Regions from separate parts of the Homo sapiens genome. Here region 2 is linked to region 1. A link is a loop called in an ENCODE intact Hi-C map of the cell type or tissue named here. Cell type or tissue: HCT116. All regions are shown on one strand. Links, peaks and the distances in the headings refer to the core of each region. The heading gives the core; the rest is flanking DNA.

The links. A loop is a pair of places that touch in the nucleus more often than their neighbours do. Peaks named below come from ENCODE experiments on the same cell type or tissue, not always from the same donor. Only the 100,000 strongest peaks of a DNase experiment are listed, where the experiment ranks them.
Region 2: a loop joins it to region 1, with 6 times the contacts of the local background. A loop is called at or near these places in 31 of 110 quality-filtered maps.

What each region holds. Positions count from the first base shown.
Region 1 is chr3:181,206,911-181,215,248 of GRCh38, forward strand. All of the region lies in intron 3 of SOX2-OT (SOX2 overlapping transcript), which reads left to right. Among named protein-coding and RNA genes, the nearest start is that of SOX2-OT, 150 kb to the left of the region's middle. In HCT116, for the core only: no CTCF peak of the experiment used is centred there; a DNase peak (open chromatin) is centred at 3,531; H3K27me3 peaks cover 2,871 bases.
Region 2 is chr3:181,698,592-181,706,929 of GRCh38, forward strand. SOX2-OT (SOX2 overlapping transcript) reads left to right here. Exons shown (of 7, transcript NR_075092.1): 6 at 1,007-1,292. Among named protein-coding and RNA genes, the nearest start is that of SOX2, 9.2 kb to the right of the region's middle. RefSeq lists an enhancer at 6,198-6,699. In HCT116, for the core only: CTCF peaks have their summits at 2,053 (motif pointing left) and 3,674 (motif pointing left); DNase peaks (open chromatin) are centred at 2,050 and 3,660; H3K4me3 peaks cover 1,235 bases.

The sequences.
Region 1 (8,338 bases), core at 114-8,113:
TTGGTCAAGATCCTTTGAGTTACAGGAACAGAAGAACTAGCTCAGCAAGAAAACAACAACAACAACAACAACAACACCTTTTTGTACTGTTTTGGATCACAAACACATAATTGGGAAGGTGAAACCATAAATTAAGAAATGAATGAACTCAGGGGTTACAATTATTTCATTTGAATTCTCTACCTCTGCCCCTGGTTTTATCCATACAGCTTTATTCTCAGACGGACTTTCTCTCTCTCTTTATCCAACTATTAGCAAAGATGTCCCATGGGTAGCTCCAAGACAATAGCATCTTTACAGGTCAAGGTCATCCCAGAAATATAAACCCCCCTTGTTCCCTCCCAAATCCATAAGCCCTGACCAAAAATGACACTGATTGGCTTGGTTGGATCATATGTCCTCCTTTGAACCAATCACTGAATCCTCTTATTAGCCAGCTTGGGTCATTTGCCCAACTTACTGGGAAGAAAGGTAGCTCTCTTAATTTTCAGCCCTACCAAAAATCCCAAAAGAAAGGCCTACAAGACAGATAAAGACTGACAGATACCCATGCCATTGTGAAATTACTCAAATTTTCCACTACTTTTCTCTACTGAAACTATTGGAAAAGCCTGGATGTAGTACATGATTGTGTGACTTGTCCTTCATGTGATAAAATTTCATCATCCACACATTAAACCTACTTCAGTTCTTTTTTTTTCAGTGGGACTATACCATTGGAAGTAGAATTACTTGAAAAAAACATAGTCACTGAAATGACATGATAGTTCTCAGTTCTAAAGTGTTATTCAGAATACACTTACGTGATTTTAATTTGAACTGTCATAACAATGAGAACCCAAGATTAAAATATTCTTAGATAAAAGATCCAGAAACCACCCACCTCCAATTTGTGCAGATGCCGTTTGAGGATTAACTCTTTAAAGCATGGAGAAAAATTGAATACTTTCATTAATGTAGTTTTCTAATGATTTGTGTGATTTTTAATGTGCTGATAAATTTAATATCAAATTGATATGTTGTTGGTATTTTACCTACAATTTATAAAAGCAAATACATATAAAATAAAAACAAATATAAACATACATCTGTATAGCAAGTGCAACACTTGTATGCTCAAGAGCTTCAGCTTAATTGAGTTTACTTAAACCATTAAGCAGAGTTTTCTGAACTTTCTTCTCTGTATGGTGAGAAACCCAGGGTCTCTCTGAATATCTCTTAGGATTCTCAGGAGTGAGGGGTACTGTTTTCTGTATCTTACTTCTGCTTCCTTTATCCTGCAATGTGGGATTAATTGGGAGTGGAGATTAAAGATTAGAGAAATCTGCTTTACTGCCTGGAAAATTCAATCCCAGGAACTGAGAAAGAAATTTGGAGATATTCTTAACTATTTTGAAGGTGTGTGGATAAAATTTATGTGGAGACCTAAAAAAATTATCTTTTTATTTTAAAAAATTTTAACTGGTGCTAAGCAAAATATATATATTTAACCATCTCTTTTTTTAAAAGTTCATTTTACCCACTTGTCTTACTTTATTCATTCTGCTATAACAAAGTACTATAAACTGGGTGGCTTATAAACAAATAAATTTATTTCTCAGTTTTGGACGCTTAGAAGTCCAAGATCAATAGACAGGTATGTGGCACACTCCTGTAATTCCAGCTACTCTGGAGGCTGAGGTGGGAGGATCACTTGAACCCAGGAAGCAGAGGTTACAGTGAGCTGAGATGGTGCCACTGCCCTCAGGCCTGGGCGACAGAGCAAGATCAAGTTGCCAGTAGATTCAGTATCAGGTAAGGGCCTATTTCCTTGTTCATAGTTGGTGCTTTCTTGCCATGTCCTTACATGGTAGAAGAGGCAAACAAGTTTCCTCTGGCTTATTTTATAATGACACGAATCCCATTCATGAGGGCTCTGCCCTCACGACCTAATCACCTCGAAAAAAGGCCCTACTGCCTAATACCATCGCACTAGGGATTAGATTTCAACATATGAATTTTGGGGGAACACAGACATTTGAACCATAGTACCACTTCAGGATGCAATGGACAGAGATGAAAAAAAGTTACTGATTTTGCTCAGCTACAGAAGTTATGGAACTGGCATCACTTTATTAATTCAGGAAGTGCTTCTCATGTAACTGACCTTAGTCTACCTCTATTGGCCAAAGTTTCCTCATATATAAGAAGGGTATGTGGAGTATCATCTCTACAAATCATTGGCAGCTTTACTGGTTAATAAAGACACAGTCTTTAGAGCTGAAGGAATGAGAAAATGGATTAATATGGAGGTTAACTTAAGATAGAGAACATTTATTCCCTTATGAATTTTGACTTTTAAGAAAAGACAGCTTCCTCCCAGAAGAACAGATATGGTGAAATGGTAAAAGATGGAAAACCAGCTATGTAGCAGGTATAAAGACATGAGTCCCTTTGTTCTGAAGCATCAAGTCTCTACCTAATGCTAGAAGGAATTTTTAGAGAAATGGAGGCATAGCTACAAATGAAGTGGAAAGAAACCCTATGTATTTGCTTTATAAAGAAACTGTGACTTTGAGGACAGTTTTTACATTTAGGAAAAAAAATTTAAGTGGGAAAAAGTGTCACCAACAGCACACAAACCATACTGAAATGATTGTGAAAAGTCTGAAGTGACTGAACTCAAGAATATGAAGATCTCAAGATACTTCTTTGCAAATATGTCCCTTGTAGATGACAAGTCCCTTGTAGATGACAAGTCCCTTGTAGATACCAAATCTTGGGGTAAAATCAGCTTTGTGAAAGACTCACTTCCATGTAAATGTTTGCACCTTCTCAATGGGCTAGAATTTTATTGGTGAATGTTATTAATGGTAATGGGACATAGGTACACAAATCCTTTTCTGTGTCACTGGGAGATGGGAACTCTTAGTATGCAAAGTCTCTGCTGAAATCAAAGGGAATTTGCATAAGATCCACATTGGTTGCTTAACGCATAGTGTAGCTGGCATCCAGTGCATGCTAAAGGACAACATAAAAACCTCAAACACAAAATGGCTCTGTGCATTAATGCTGCTTAGGAAAGTGCTAGCTATTAAATATTTTCACCAGTATTAAGTATCTTGATATTTATTCTTAAGTAAGATTTTGAAAAATACTTATCATCACACTGCAGTTGATATGCAAATTTTAAAGCAACATTTCAGAAAGAAGCAAAATAATGCCACCAAACTGTTTATAAATTCTTCCATTTAAAAATAGTTTGCATCATATAAAAGTTAACTCCAATTCTCTCATACCAGTTAAACAATTATTTCATCAAATGGAATTGAATCTTAGTTTCTCAGTTTGCACAGAGAAGAAAATTCAAAAGAAGAATCAGAAATTAAATTGAAGTTTAGGCAATGCATTTTTAGGCAAAAATAATAGTAATATATGGCTGATATTTTCAAAGCTTGGCTTTTATTTTAAATTTTAAATTTATTTTTATTTTAAAGCTTCAACAGTGTTTTCCAGCAGGTGTCACTGTAGGCAAATATAAAATGACAAATACATCGTTTCTACAGCTTGCGGCCAATGGTTCCTTGAGAAAAAGATTTATATTCAGACTTCTCAATTATGATTTTGTTTCTGGTGTTGTCATTGTTGTTAATATTAGTCTCCTAGCATAATTTTCTGTTCCTATTGATGCATTCACAATGCAGTAACACTACCCAGTTGAATGAACAGAAGCAGTAGTATGCACTATGAAGTTCCACCCAGTTTGGGGGTAGAACTTTTACCATTTATAGAAGAGAATCCTAGAATCTTGAAATGCCTATCTAATTAAGATATATTTTAATTCTGAAGCCTCTGGCGGATTTTTCCTAATAGTCTTAATTAGTAATTTCTGATTTTTATGGTTGCTATATAAACTTTGTTAACGAAAAAACTCTAAAGTTTCATCAGGAAGGAAAAGCTTTAAAAGTATTCGGCAAAAACAGTTATCATTAGTCTGGGATGGGTATATGAAAGGAAGGAAGGACGTAATAATGTTACTGGTTACCTTGAAATTATACTTCAATGGTTGGGTTAGAATTGAATTCATATTATTCAGCCTGCAAAGGATGTCTCATTAGTTCCCAGAGAAACCATTTCTGAACATATTATCTCAAGGAAATCCAGAGAATCCATTATTTCTCTTTGCCCCCTTCTTTTTAATATGCACAGCACAGAGATAGGGAAGCAGAATGATAAGGTACTAGCAGGAGAATTTTCCAGGAGTTATTTTGCTGATTTCAAAGTCTTCCTGTTTCCTGGTATCCGTAAGCATCTTGGCATATTGTTCAGAGCTCCTAAAGAAGTGTTCGGTCTGCATCTACAGGCTAGACTTGGCTGCTGACGATTTGACATGTGCAGACAGATTTTTAAAAAAACGTATACAAGAGAAACTGGTTTAAAATACCCTTCTCATCTCATGCCCAATACAAAGACCCACATGACTGAAAAAATGTTTTATACACTTGATTCTTAGGAGAAGAAAGTTGTATTCCATGCATCCAAGCAGGTAAGCAAAAATATTACTTTCTCCATTTTATAATCAACTCACAAACTCTCAGGGAAATTGCTGGTTCCTGTGACTACAGTTCTGAATCCCAAAATAGGATCCACATCTCCTGACTCACTTCTTTCCCCTAGAACACATCGCCTAAAATAGGCGCGTTTTTTAGAATCCAAAAACATGTTTTCCTTTTAATAATGTCAGCGTTTACTGAGCCCCAACTCTATATCTGGACTATGCTAAGTACTTTATACGCGTTTCTCTCAATTCATTTTCTTCTTGCTCTCCTTTCCTATGATGTAGGTACTATCATTCGTTTTATACTCACACAGGAATAGATTCAAAGAGAACAACTTGCATGGGATACTGCAGCCAGGAAGGACAGAGAAGAGGCCTGGATTTGGGTCTTTCCAAATCCAAAAGGCTTTGTTCTTAACCAGTATACTCCCACAGCAAATATGATACATTATTTAGGAGAATAACAAACTATCCTTGGGAAGTTACACAAAAGAAACCAAGGCACTTTTCCTGTATTCTGTATGCTTTAGGTTAGAACCAGCCTCATCCTGTCCAAGGTGTTTCAGCTATAGCCCTGTATGGTACCGGCTGTGTTCAGAATAATGCCTGCAATTCCTGATGGCATTTCCCTGATTTCACTTATTATATCTATAGATTTAAGGTAAGATTCTTAACAAAATCAAAGGCTCTTCTGGGAAAAGACAATAACTAGAAACTCTGAGCATTGTAAATCTCACAGCCTATTGCATTTTAAGAAAGTGTAGTAAATATAATGAAAGAACTTCAAAGAACTACTCACAGTTCAGTTTGCACCATGTTAGAATATTTCCATTTGAGGCCCTTTGGAAAGGCATTTGGACTGTAACTTTAGTAATTGCAATGAAGTTAAGAGTTTACAGTGGATTTAAAGTCAGAGAGTCTTGGATTAAAATCTTTGCTGTGTCACTTTCCTGAACCTCAGTTTTCTCATCTCTAAAATGGTGGCTAATGTAAAAATAGCAGCAGCAATGAGTCAGTGGTTGTTAGGCACTAAGCAATGTTCTAAGTGCTTTACAGTCATGTCTTTCTTTATGCTCATAGAGCTCTTTACACAATGCATGGCACATATTAGAAAGCCAATTTGTTTGCTTGTTTCGTTTTGTTTTTGAAATGAGGACAGGGACTCTGACAAATTCATCTTTAACATTATAAGGGAAACTAAGAATCTGTCTTAAAACTAGGAGTCTGTGTTAAGGAATCACTGGATATTTGGATTTTATTTTCTCATTTTCCTATTAGTTCATTAATTCTCACTTAATTGCATGCTTTTGTGTCCTATCATGACCAGGAACTTGTTTTCCTGTCCACCTTCTTGTTTTCAGGAACCTGTTTTTCAGGAACCTGTTTTCTTGTCCACCTTCTTGTTTTCCCACGTTATTTCCTTCAAAAACCTCATGGCCTCTCTTCTCCTGGGTCCCAGGCACTGGAGGGTGGGACTTGCTGCCTGTAGGTGCAACCTGAACCCAGTACTCCTACACCAGGGTTAGGAGTTAGTGCTTCTGGTAGGAATAAAGTTACGTTCAAGCATGCATGTACACATGCACGCACACACACCCACACAAGTTAAATCATATATATGAGTTATAGTAAAATCATTTAAATGAATTTACAAGTTTATGTAAAATATCAAACTTTTCAAAAGATAATGATTTATGGTGTCAAAGGTAACGTGCTCGTTGAAGAATACTGGGAAAATAGAGAATATATTTAGAGAGAAATCATAATCTCAGTAACAGAAAGAGTAAGTAACATTGTATTCTTTCTTTCTAAATATGCTTAACTTAATTCATGTGATTTTGTATCTTTTAAAAATATGCTTTTCTGCTATAGATTGACATTGAAAGAAAAAAGACATTTAAGTTTCTTGTGATTCACAATAGTAAAACATGGCACTCTTACTTGACAAAGGAGAAGCCACTGCAGAAAGTGATTTTAGTCCAAAATCGTGTTTCTAACAATATTTGAATAGAACAGTTATGCAACTGCCTCTCCTAGAGTGTATTAGACAAGTCAAGAGGCTCTTGCAGCCACTGAAGAGATACTGAGGGCTGGGCGAATGTGGAAGCCACTTGGACCAAGAGAAGGTGGTGTGCTGGGCTGAGTGGGGGATTCCTACCACCTGGGACTTGCAGGGTGGTGGTCAGGAATGGGTATAGTATAGCCACAGCCTGTGTGCTGGAGAACAAAAAGCATGAAGCAATAACTCTGTAAGAGTAGTTACCCTTTGAAAATAAGTGGATACAATGAGCTCAAGCTCAATAGAAGAGTTAAGGTAACAAACATGCTTGCTCTCTGATATTAGGAGGTTTTTAAAGGCTACAGATGTTAAGACTTCCCTGAAGCCTTGAAACCCTTGGGTAAACACAACAGAAAGATGTGGGTGTGCTGGAGCCTGTGGTTATTTGATGCTGGAACCCAAGGTGTGACGTGTTTAAGGCCTTAACTTCAGAATAAAATGGAAAACTGAAGTTAAAGTGGACTAATAATGGCTGAGGTTTAATGGTAATACTGAATTTAAATTTCTTTCAACTTTGCCCTAAGTTACGTATGTATGTCTCTTTCCTCTGCTTTGTGTGCCCTCCAATTACCTTTCCACACAGCACACAAAATGATCTTGTAAAGAAGTAAATCAAGTCTCATCACTTGCCTGCTTAAAGTTTTCCTAAATGGCCTCCTGGATGTGGCTGCTATGACCCTCCTTTCATCATCCTCAGCTTCAGTGACCTTCCTGAACCTCTACTGGGCTGCTCCAACCTCAATTCTGCCTCTCCAACCCCTTCCTCTGGTTGATGTCAGTTCTCAGCTTGGTGTCACTGCATCCTGGAAAAAGACAGACACAAGCCCCCAAAAAGATAGATGCACAGTGTTCATTTAAAAAGAGAATGAGTTTTCCCAGATCTCCAGGTACTTGCAGTGGTCTATGTGGCCAGGCAAATATTTATGATAATTTACACACAAACATATATATAGGTACACACAGACACAGACACACACACACACAACACAATATCATTTCCAGGAGTGTAAAGACATTTGATCTTTAGAATGACTTAAAACGAAAACTAGATGAGCATATGTGTGAGGCTGAAAGTAGTTGTGAGTTGCAGGTAGATAGCTGAGGTTAGATCAGCAGCATATTTACATAGTATTAAAATTAGTAGAGGAGATACTGGTAAGGAAGAAAAAGCAGTACGGAGTTTGTAGAGACATTTGCTGCAAGATTTTAATGTGAATCTCAGTAAGCATGACTCCTCGGAGGAAAATGCCTGAGAGGATATCCCATTTATTCGTTCGTTTCCTTCAACCATATATCTTCCTTCATACTAAAAAAAAAAAAAAAATTAAAACAGCTTTTGACTTTCCCAGAACTGGCTTTAAGCATAAATTCTTTTCCTAAAGAAAAAATTAGGAAAGATCGGTATTGGAAACATCTGGGTAACCATTCAGAGAGCCCTGTGCTGTAGTGGACCCATCCATCCTTCATCCTTCCATCCATCATTGGCCTAAAATATATTAAATACCAGCTAAATTCCAGATGCTATGTTAAGGACTGGGCATTCCAGGACAAATATTCTTTCCCATTGTGGGGGATGAGCTTAAGCTATGAAACAGTCTCATGTTATAAAATAATGATTGGATTGAGAAGGAAGACAGGAAAGAAACCCTTCCCTTCTTCCTTGGGTACTCTTTTCCTCACCTTGTCTGTGAAAACAAAAAGCAAGTCTCTAATGTGAGAGGTTTCCACTTGGCTCTAAGTACAGC
Region 2 (8,338 bases), core at 150-8,149, 490 kb after region 1:
TCCACTCCTCCCACTGGGCTCCCATCCTAGGTTTTCCAGGATTGGAGACCTTACTGGAGGAAAGGGCAAGTATGTTAAGAAAACATGCCTAGCCCCTGTCTAGCATGCGCATACTGGCGGGGTCTTGCAGAGATGGGGAGAAACACCTTGGGATGAAAGAAGCCCTCAGTGATCTGTGTGTCTGGCTCATACAGTTGTGCACGGCCAACCAGAGAGTGGGGGAGAGTAAAGCCTCATTTTTTTTTCAGTCACTCTATCTGGGGTTGCTTATCTCCTCTCCCCCAACCCTCTGCCTCACCCCACCAGGACCAAATAGAATTGAAACTTCATTGCCTTTGCCTGTACTGAGCCTAAAAACTCAGGGTTTGATAAGGTTACTGCACCAATGATACAATTGTAGATTTTTAAAAGCCTCCTCAAAGAGACAGATGTTTGGGCTGATTAAGAATTGAGGAGGAAACCTGCAGCTGCACCAAGGAATAATCTATTGGACAAATATTGTAATAAAAAAATATGAAGAGATCAGCCCGACCTTGCAAGGTCTTCTGCTTTAAAAAAATCTTTATCAAACCCCTATTCTATGGCTTCAATAAACAGAACCCATTACCTCACGGCATCTTTTGTTGGCCCCATACAAGAGAGAACAAAATGGTTATTCAGGGGAACGCTTTCGATTTTTATTGTGGGTAGCCTGCACAAAGAGCCGTGTTATTGTATTTAAAAGAACCATCTGTAGCAGAAACAATGGCATCAAATTATCTTTGAATACCCACTGAAAAAACATAAAGCTTTTTTTTTTATTCTTCTTCTGTACGGTGGGGGGATAGAGCAGTGTTAGGATAACTGACTTTTTTGTTGTTCTCTGGGTGCATTCTTCTCGCTCCCCCTCTCTCTCCCCCTCACCCTCTCTCTCTTCTCTCTCTCCCTCTCCCTCTCTCTCTCTCTCTCTCTTTTAAAAAATCAGCCATTTGGGGTTTTAAGCCATAAACGATTTTTCTTGTTGCAGGGGATTGCAGTGGCAAAGCTAGGCTAGGTCTTGGAGGCTGGTGTAAGGCGATGTGGGTGAAGGCAGGAGGCTGATGGAAAGACTGGGGGGAAGAAAAGCCGAAATGGATTCACGGTGCCTTGGATGAAGGACGAGAGGGGAACTGCAAGCTCCTTCAACTGGTTCTGTCCGGTGAGAAGTGATCAAGCTTGGGCTGACAAGAGGCTCAGGGAGCCCTCACGTTCTTTCGCTTTTTTACCTGCCAATCAAACTGCTACAAGACAACACCCTGATCTGGCATGGACATGTAAGTAGCTTGCAACCCAACTTTGACATTCACTGCTAGCTCACTCCTCCCCCCACCTCACTTTCTTCCCCACTCATTCTGTTTTTCTTTCTTTTTTTTTTTTTTCTTTTGACCTTTAAGAGATCTGGAAATACACCCTGTGTGGCAGTCATTTAACACTGGTAGATTTAAGTCTGAAAGCGTTAACTTTTGGAATTAAATTCTAATTTAGATTTAACAAATGCAGAAATGAAATGACATTATTTCATCCTATTTTGGACGGTTTTGGTACTGAACTTAATCAGTTGTCTTACAAGGGTGTGTTTCTTTTACTATGAAACTGAAGAAATAGATCTGTGAGCCCCCAGAAAGAAACCCACTAATGAAAAATTCAGGCTTCCATCTTAAAAATGTTAAACTCTAGCATTTCACCCCCATAAAGAACCTCTTCCAGACCAATGTTACTAAATGGAAAGAGTGATTTGATTCAAAAGGTACATATCATTAAGGGGTTGCTACTACTTCAATCGGCGTCTTAACTATTTTGGTGGTGGTTACGGGTAGGGGGAAGTTGCAAAACAAGAGGAAGGGGACATGGCGATACCTCGTTTTTTATAAGAGATTGACATAGAGGAAGATAGAAATGCATGGGGGCAGAATAAGCAGGAAATATTACCTGAGAGAAGGAATTACAGAGCATGGCGAAGCTGGAAGGTGGGAGGGTTTCTGCGGGAAGTCGAGCGAGGGGTGATGGGGCTTGCTCTTTGGCGCCCTCTAATGGCAACTTGAACCAATGTTTTACTTTCGTAATGCAGTACTGGGAAAAGCAGCTGGGTTTTTGTTATTGCTGTTGGTTTTTTTCCTCCGCAGACTTAGAAACTAGAGACTATTAGTGGAGTAAATTGATTGTTTTCAGCCTAGGAACTTATATATATATGTCTTAAACTCACCAGTGTTTCCTCCTCAAACATCCCCTCCTCTCCCTAAATCTTGTTAGACTAATAGAAGAGGACAGGCTAATGGCAAATTGACTTATGGAGGGTGGTCCACGCCCAATTAGCCATTGCGGGCGGGGGAGAGGGTGTAGGATTCGTTTCCTACCTGAACAGCATTCTGACTCTTCTAACATACTCGAGAGGTGTAGGGGGTGGAGTAGGAAGGGATGATTTGGAAATTGCAGATTCTGACATGGGCTCATTATAATACACTTTTAAGGGGGCTCTTGGGAACCTCTGTTATTGCGACATGTGGTGGTCAGGGGGCTTTCCTTCCCGCCTTCTTTTTCTTTTTTCTTTTTCTTCTTTCTTTCCTTCTTTTTTCTTTTCTTTTTTTTTAATTTGATAGATAAAGGTTAATCTTGGGCTGAATGATAGAGCTATGATTGACAAGAGAAAAGGTGTTGAGGGCAGGTCGCGCTGTCTTATTTACAGCCCACTGCTTGCTGTAGAGTCTTTGTTAGGACTGGAAAGCTAATTTAGTGCTGATCAAAAGCACCACAGAGTTAAAGGACTGGTAATGACTGCTAATTTCATTTCAGCCTCATGCATCCCCAACTGCTGTAATTAAAGACACGCTATTTAAATACAGGTGAAGGGTTTTTTTTTTTTAAGTTGGGTTGGGGGGGGGTGGGTGGGTGGATTACAATTTTATTTAGATCTTCTACTCTACTTGGGTGTTATGTAGTCCCAAATTAGATTTTATTATTATTATTATTTAGAGCCGCTCCTTGTCATTTATACCTGGCTTTGCAGAATCGGAAGTGTGAAATGTGTCACTCACATAAAAGCCCCTGTTTAAAGAAAGGGTGGGACGGGGGAGTGCAGAGGAGTAACTATTTAGGGGTGATTTAAATATTTAGGTCTCCTTTTTTTCTCCTTCAAATTAATAGAAAGGCCTTCGATATAGTTAAAAGTATTTGAAACTGGGGGCAAGGTTAACAGGCCAAAGGGATCAGTGTCAGCTTTTTAAGTACTTCTAAAAAGATCATGTGAACAGATGGAAAAATATATTTTTAATTAAATAATTTCCCCCACACTATAGCTGCAGTGTTGGCTCAGAAACCGTGTAATTTCTCATCCGATAGGAGTTTCTTTATGAGAACATCAAAGGATAAAAAGCTCTGCATTTTCGTAGTTGGTTAAAATTGATAACCACCCCCCCATGCGCGCGCGCGCACACACACATACACACATATACACACACACACACCAACACACACACACACACACACACACACACACACACACACACATATCCCCAAAAAAGAATTTAGCCTTTAATCTCTTTTTATCCACGAAGACTAAAGCTCTGTACTCGACCCCGCGAGCGGCTCTCGCCTTCCGGGGCTGGAACCCGACTCAGATGTGAAGCGGCACTGAGCCGCTGCGCAGGTTCGTGCCCAGCGCCCCCTGTTGGACACAGTAGGAGCTGCGCAGCGCCAGTCCCAGAAATCGCTGGAATCCTGCTCTGGGGTTAGAGAAAACTCTTTTATTGCCCTCCAAAAAAGAAACGGGATGCGAAAACAAATTTTTATATCCTTGAAAAATAATATAATATTAACTCAATAAAAAACTAAAGAGGCGATACTACAATTTTAATTCAATAAAAAATAAAGACTGTCCTCCTCACATCCCAGCCATCCCCCACCCGGTTTGGTTTTGTAACTCTTTTGAAAGGTTCTGCGATGGTAAAACAGGTAAAGAAAAGTGACGAAAAACAAAGCATTTTTCTGTAGCCGTGGAGAATCAAGCAAAGTATACTTCCTCCGTTTTGTCCACATTTCAAAAAATTAAACGGAAGATGCTGCTGCTTGCTGTTTTGACGTTGTCAGCAGCGTCTTGAATGCCCTCAGAGGTCCTGCAAGTATCGTAACTGAGCCTTCGAGTAAACGAAATAACTTGCTTTTATGTGTTTATTTCCAGAGTATAATTAAAAGACCAGTCTCTTCTTTGAGTGTTTCCCATCCCCTAGACCAATCCTGGTCAAAGTTTTTCCTTCCCAGATACTGGCTAAGAAACACATACTGGCTAAGAAACAGGTGCCTGGTATCTTTTTTCTTTCATCTTAGCCGTAGGATTTCGGGGAAGGTGTGCCAATGGTAGGGAAGGTTTTCTTTGAAATTCAGCATTTCGTTGACCAGGAATCCAAATTATCCTAGGGAAGGGGGAGTATTTTTACACTTCCAAAAAACTACCTGTCTACATAATAAAGAGCTTTGCCTTTTTTATTATTATTATTTCTTCTTCTTCTTTTTGGTCAGCAAGTGAGGGCAAAAGTAGCCTTTGAATTATTTCAGAAAGAGAAACTGTAAAAATGGCACATCCTCTGAATTTAAAACAATAGGGAAATGTGGGTTTGCTTAATTGTTTAAAATCAAATAGAAATAATTACTGTGCTAAATGAACAAGATGTTTTAAGATTTACATCTTCAGGGTTATGGTTATTGATTTTAACTTTACCCTTAAGAAGTTTAGAGATCGCGTTTTTAAAGTTTGCTTATTGACGGAAATCGGCTTAATTTTTCATAAAAGAATGGCTTTTTAAAATATTGAATACTATGGCTATGCAAGGTTTATGATACCTTTATGTTTATTCTTCCCACCTCCCAAAATTAGCGAATTCGAGATAACATTTCAAGGGGAATTGCTATTTAGTGCGATGAGAGATGACTTCTCCATCTGGTTCCAGAATTAGATCTCGGCTTAGGTTTTTTAGTAAGTAGGTTCAGATGCAATGGAAGGAGAGAAGAATCAAGCCTTTTGATAAAATCTCTACCCCGAATTCTATGGAAAAGACAGGCAAGCGGGATTCCAGCCACAGCACCCCCACCTTTTGCTCTACCAAAAGGCTTGTCCCCATTACAGAAATAATATAGTCGGTGCTAGTTTTGTGAACCCGCGCCAACCGATAAGGTAAGAAACGGTGCGCTGACAGCCGAGGTCCGAAGGCTGCTCAGTGGTTCCCGCAGCCCGTGGGGTAGGGAGGCCAAAGCCAGCAAAATGTTGGAGGCGACGCCAGAAAGAGAGTATATGCCTGCTATTCGGAAGTGATGTCGAACGTGCAATAGCAGAGTCCTGGAGATTTCCACCCCGTTCCGCACCCAGGGATCCCAGCCTGTGGGGTAGCAGGTTGTTGGGTGAAGGCAGGAGGGAGAAGCCGCACCTGGCTGAGGGCGGGTGGGCGTGCCGGGAGCGAGTGCCCAACTTTCTAGGGCCCATGGAGAAAGCATAACCCCTAGTTGAGGAAAGAGAGCTAAACAAGTGGGTGGCCCAGGCCTGGGAATGCCACCCAGCTCTCCCGACGCAGTGTTATTTCTGTGGTCCCAGGGGGCCCCAGCACCTGCCCGAATCCCACTCCCCAAGGCCGCCAGCAGGAAGGCAGCCCCTCCATCTTTGAGGGCTGAGGAGGGGGCAGCGAGTGACTTGATTCCTTAGTAGCAGGGAAAACCGCAGCGGCTGGCAACGGGCCGCGTTTCTCCGCGGCGGCAAAGCGCCCTTTAGGGGCGGGGCGGGCATTTTTGGTCTCCTGTCCCAGCGTCCAGGCCTGAGCCCGCGCGGGTTGGCTGGGCGCCCTGCTTTGTAAGTAACCAATCTTGCTGGATTCTGAGGACTATCCAGGCGGATGGGCCCACTTAGCTTAGGCCCACTGAGACCCTGCCAACTCCTCAGACCCTTTTCCCCTTCATCCCTCACACCTTTCATGATGAACCCAGGAAAGAACCCGAACTCTGAAAAACAGTACATGTGGTTTGAAGTTTGATAGTTATTTGGGTGTGAGGGACATGACTCTATTAATAAAGACTAAGATTCAAGGCTGAGCTCTCATTTATTAAATTTGCTCTTTCACTCTGTTTTCAAACTCTGGAGATCTTTCAGTTTCGTTGCTCCAACCCTGACACAGACAAAGGCGCCAGGGAGAAAGCCCAGGCGGGCTTGAAGCAGTTGAGGTATAGACTGATACTCATCTCTCCATCACTCAGACGGGCAGATAAGCACTGCCAGACTGGGGGTCCTAATCCAGGGCCCAGCGGCTACGTGGGTTGCTGCGGGGTGTTGAAACCACAAGTACAACTTGACACCATTGAGCCCACGGTGCTTGTCAATAATCTGTGAATTAGGTGCAGAGATTGTCACTGTAGATCATAACAGTTTCTGAAGGACTCATTACAGCCTATCGTGTCAATGATCTTCAAATTAAGGAGGGGAGGTGGGGCGAGACGAAAAAGGAGTGGGGAGAGCCAGCAAAAAGGGAAGAAGGGTGGGAGGGAAGATAAAAGTCAGAGCCCCAGCTCCGAAGGAGCCTTTAAAGATTATCAGGCCAGCGATCTGAGAATTCCATTGGGATGGGTTTGGAAACCCAACTCCATCTGAGCCAGGACTGGAAGAGGGGCGCTGGGGGCAAGCAGAAGTGGGCCCCTGGGAAGGCCGACTTCTCAGGCATTTCTTTTGAGGCCGGAATAGCTTTTGGGAGAGGGTTCTAGATGTCAATGGGAGGCCTTGAGGATGCCAGCCCGCCCAGGATGGGTGTACACTTTGATTTAGAGCACTTTCCAGGGCAAGCCGCAGCTGCAGATCTTTGAAAAAAGTGGTAATAGTTTCGTTTAGGGATGATGGTGATTGTAGGATGACTTTTTTTTTCCAATGGTTTGCTTTAACTTCTTTTCATGCCACAGGTGAAAGCTTTCTTCCTTTTCCTCTGATAGTATTCCTGTCTGTCCCTCACATGTTACGTAGATCTAATTTCTTTCCCCAACTTGTTTTTTTGGGTGCCAAACACATCAGCCCTCTGAGATTTTATCACTTTTGTGGTTTGTATTGAGTCCAACTGTAATTCTGGAAAGGGAACTTGTGGATAACACAGTAGCAGTATGTTCCATAAGATTCCAGAAGAAAGAAGACTAAATTCCATTTATGCGGTGTGGCAGGGGCCAGGCTAAGGGAAAGAGGTTTTCCCTGCTTGGTAAATTGTCCTTGCAGTGAAAGGGTAGCCCAGCCTTCACTGGAGTGTCATTTAATACTGGCTAGAGAAAGGTTAAGGAAAGTGTAGGTTTGTTTTTCCCACAAAAGTTGTGGTCACAACTAAACGAAGTAATCACAGTTGGAGAATTTAAAACAACTGTTTTTTCTCTAAAATGAGGGTAATAACCCTAGCCACTGGAAAATTGGGATTCTAAGGAAAACCTTTTCCTTTGGTATAATTAATTGCATAAGATAGTGTGGTCAATCAGAGACATATGTATTTAGACTCAAGCAATGATTTACAGGTGTAAAAGGTCCAGTGGCTTTTTGGGCTACCTGGAGTTCCTACTGATCATTTTGCCTTTTAAAAAATTTTCTTCTAATTTTAAAAATAAAAGTCATAGATTTAATGCAACTGAAAACCACTGATGGCAGCTCTTCAGGTTTTCAGTTTATGTTTTTAAAGGGAATTTATATTTAAAATAATTAAATCATTTAATGGTCACACTACATTTTCTCCTGGACAACAGCTGTAGTGCAGGGATAGAATCTTAACTTACATTAAAATTGCTTGATAATTCAGAAATGGAAATGAAATTGTGAATTAATTTCTCCAGAAAATATTTGAGCTAGAATATAAGAAGGATGTTCATATATAATACTGTAAGTAACATGATGATTATTATATGCAGCTTGAAAGACCTACACAAATGATTATATACTACTTCTGTTGCTATAATTTAAAGTAAGGGGAAATATATTTAGTTTTATAACTATTGAATTCTTTTCAAAATGTATTTATTTCATCAATGAGAATTAGATGAGAGAGAATGAGTAAAAAGGGGAGCTGAATGCAAAGCTGTTCTGCATTCCTTAGGTTTCAAGGGTACTTACAGCTCTTGAGTGAAATTATTTGGTGAAATTGGGTCTGGACTGAAACAGCAATTGTTATCCCTTGTTCATTTGTTAAGTGTAATACCACTTCTGGAAATTAAAGGCAAGGTGCTGAAGGGACAGACAAGAAGAAAAAAATATGATTAAGCAATTTGAAATTGCCAATGTACCATGCAGCCATATGCATATCTCTATCTTAGTAAATAGAAAGGGATA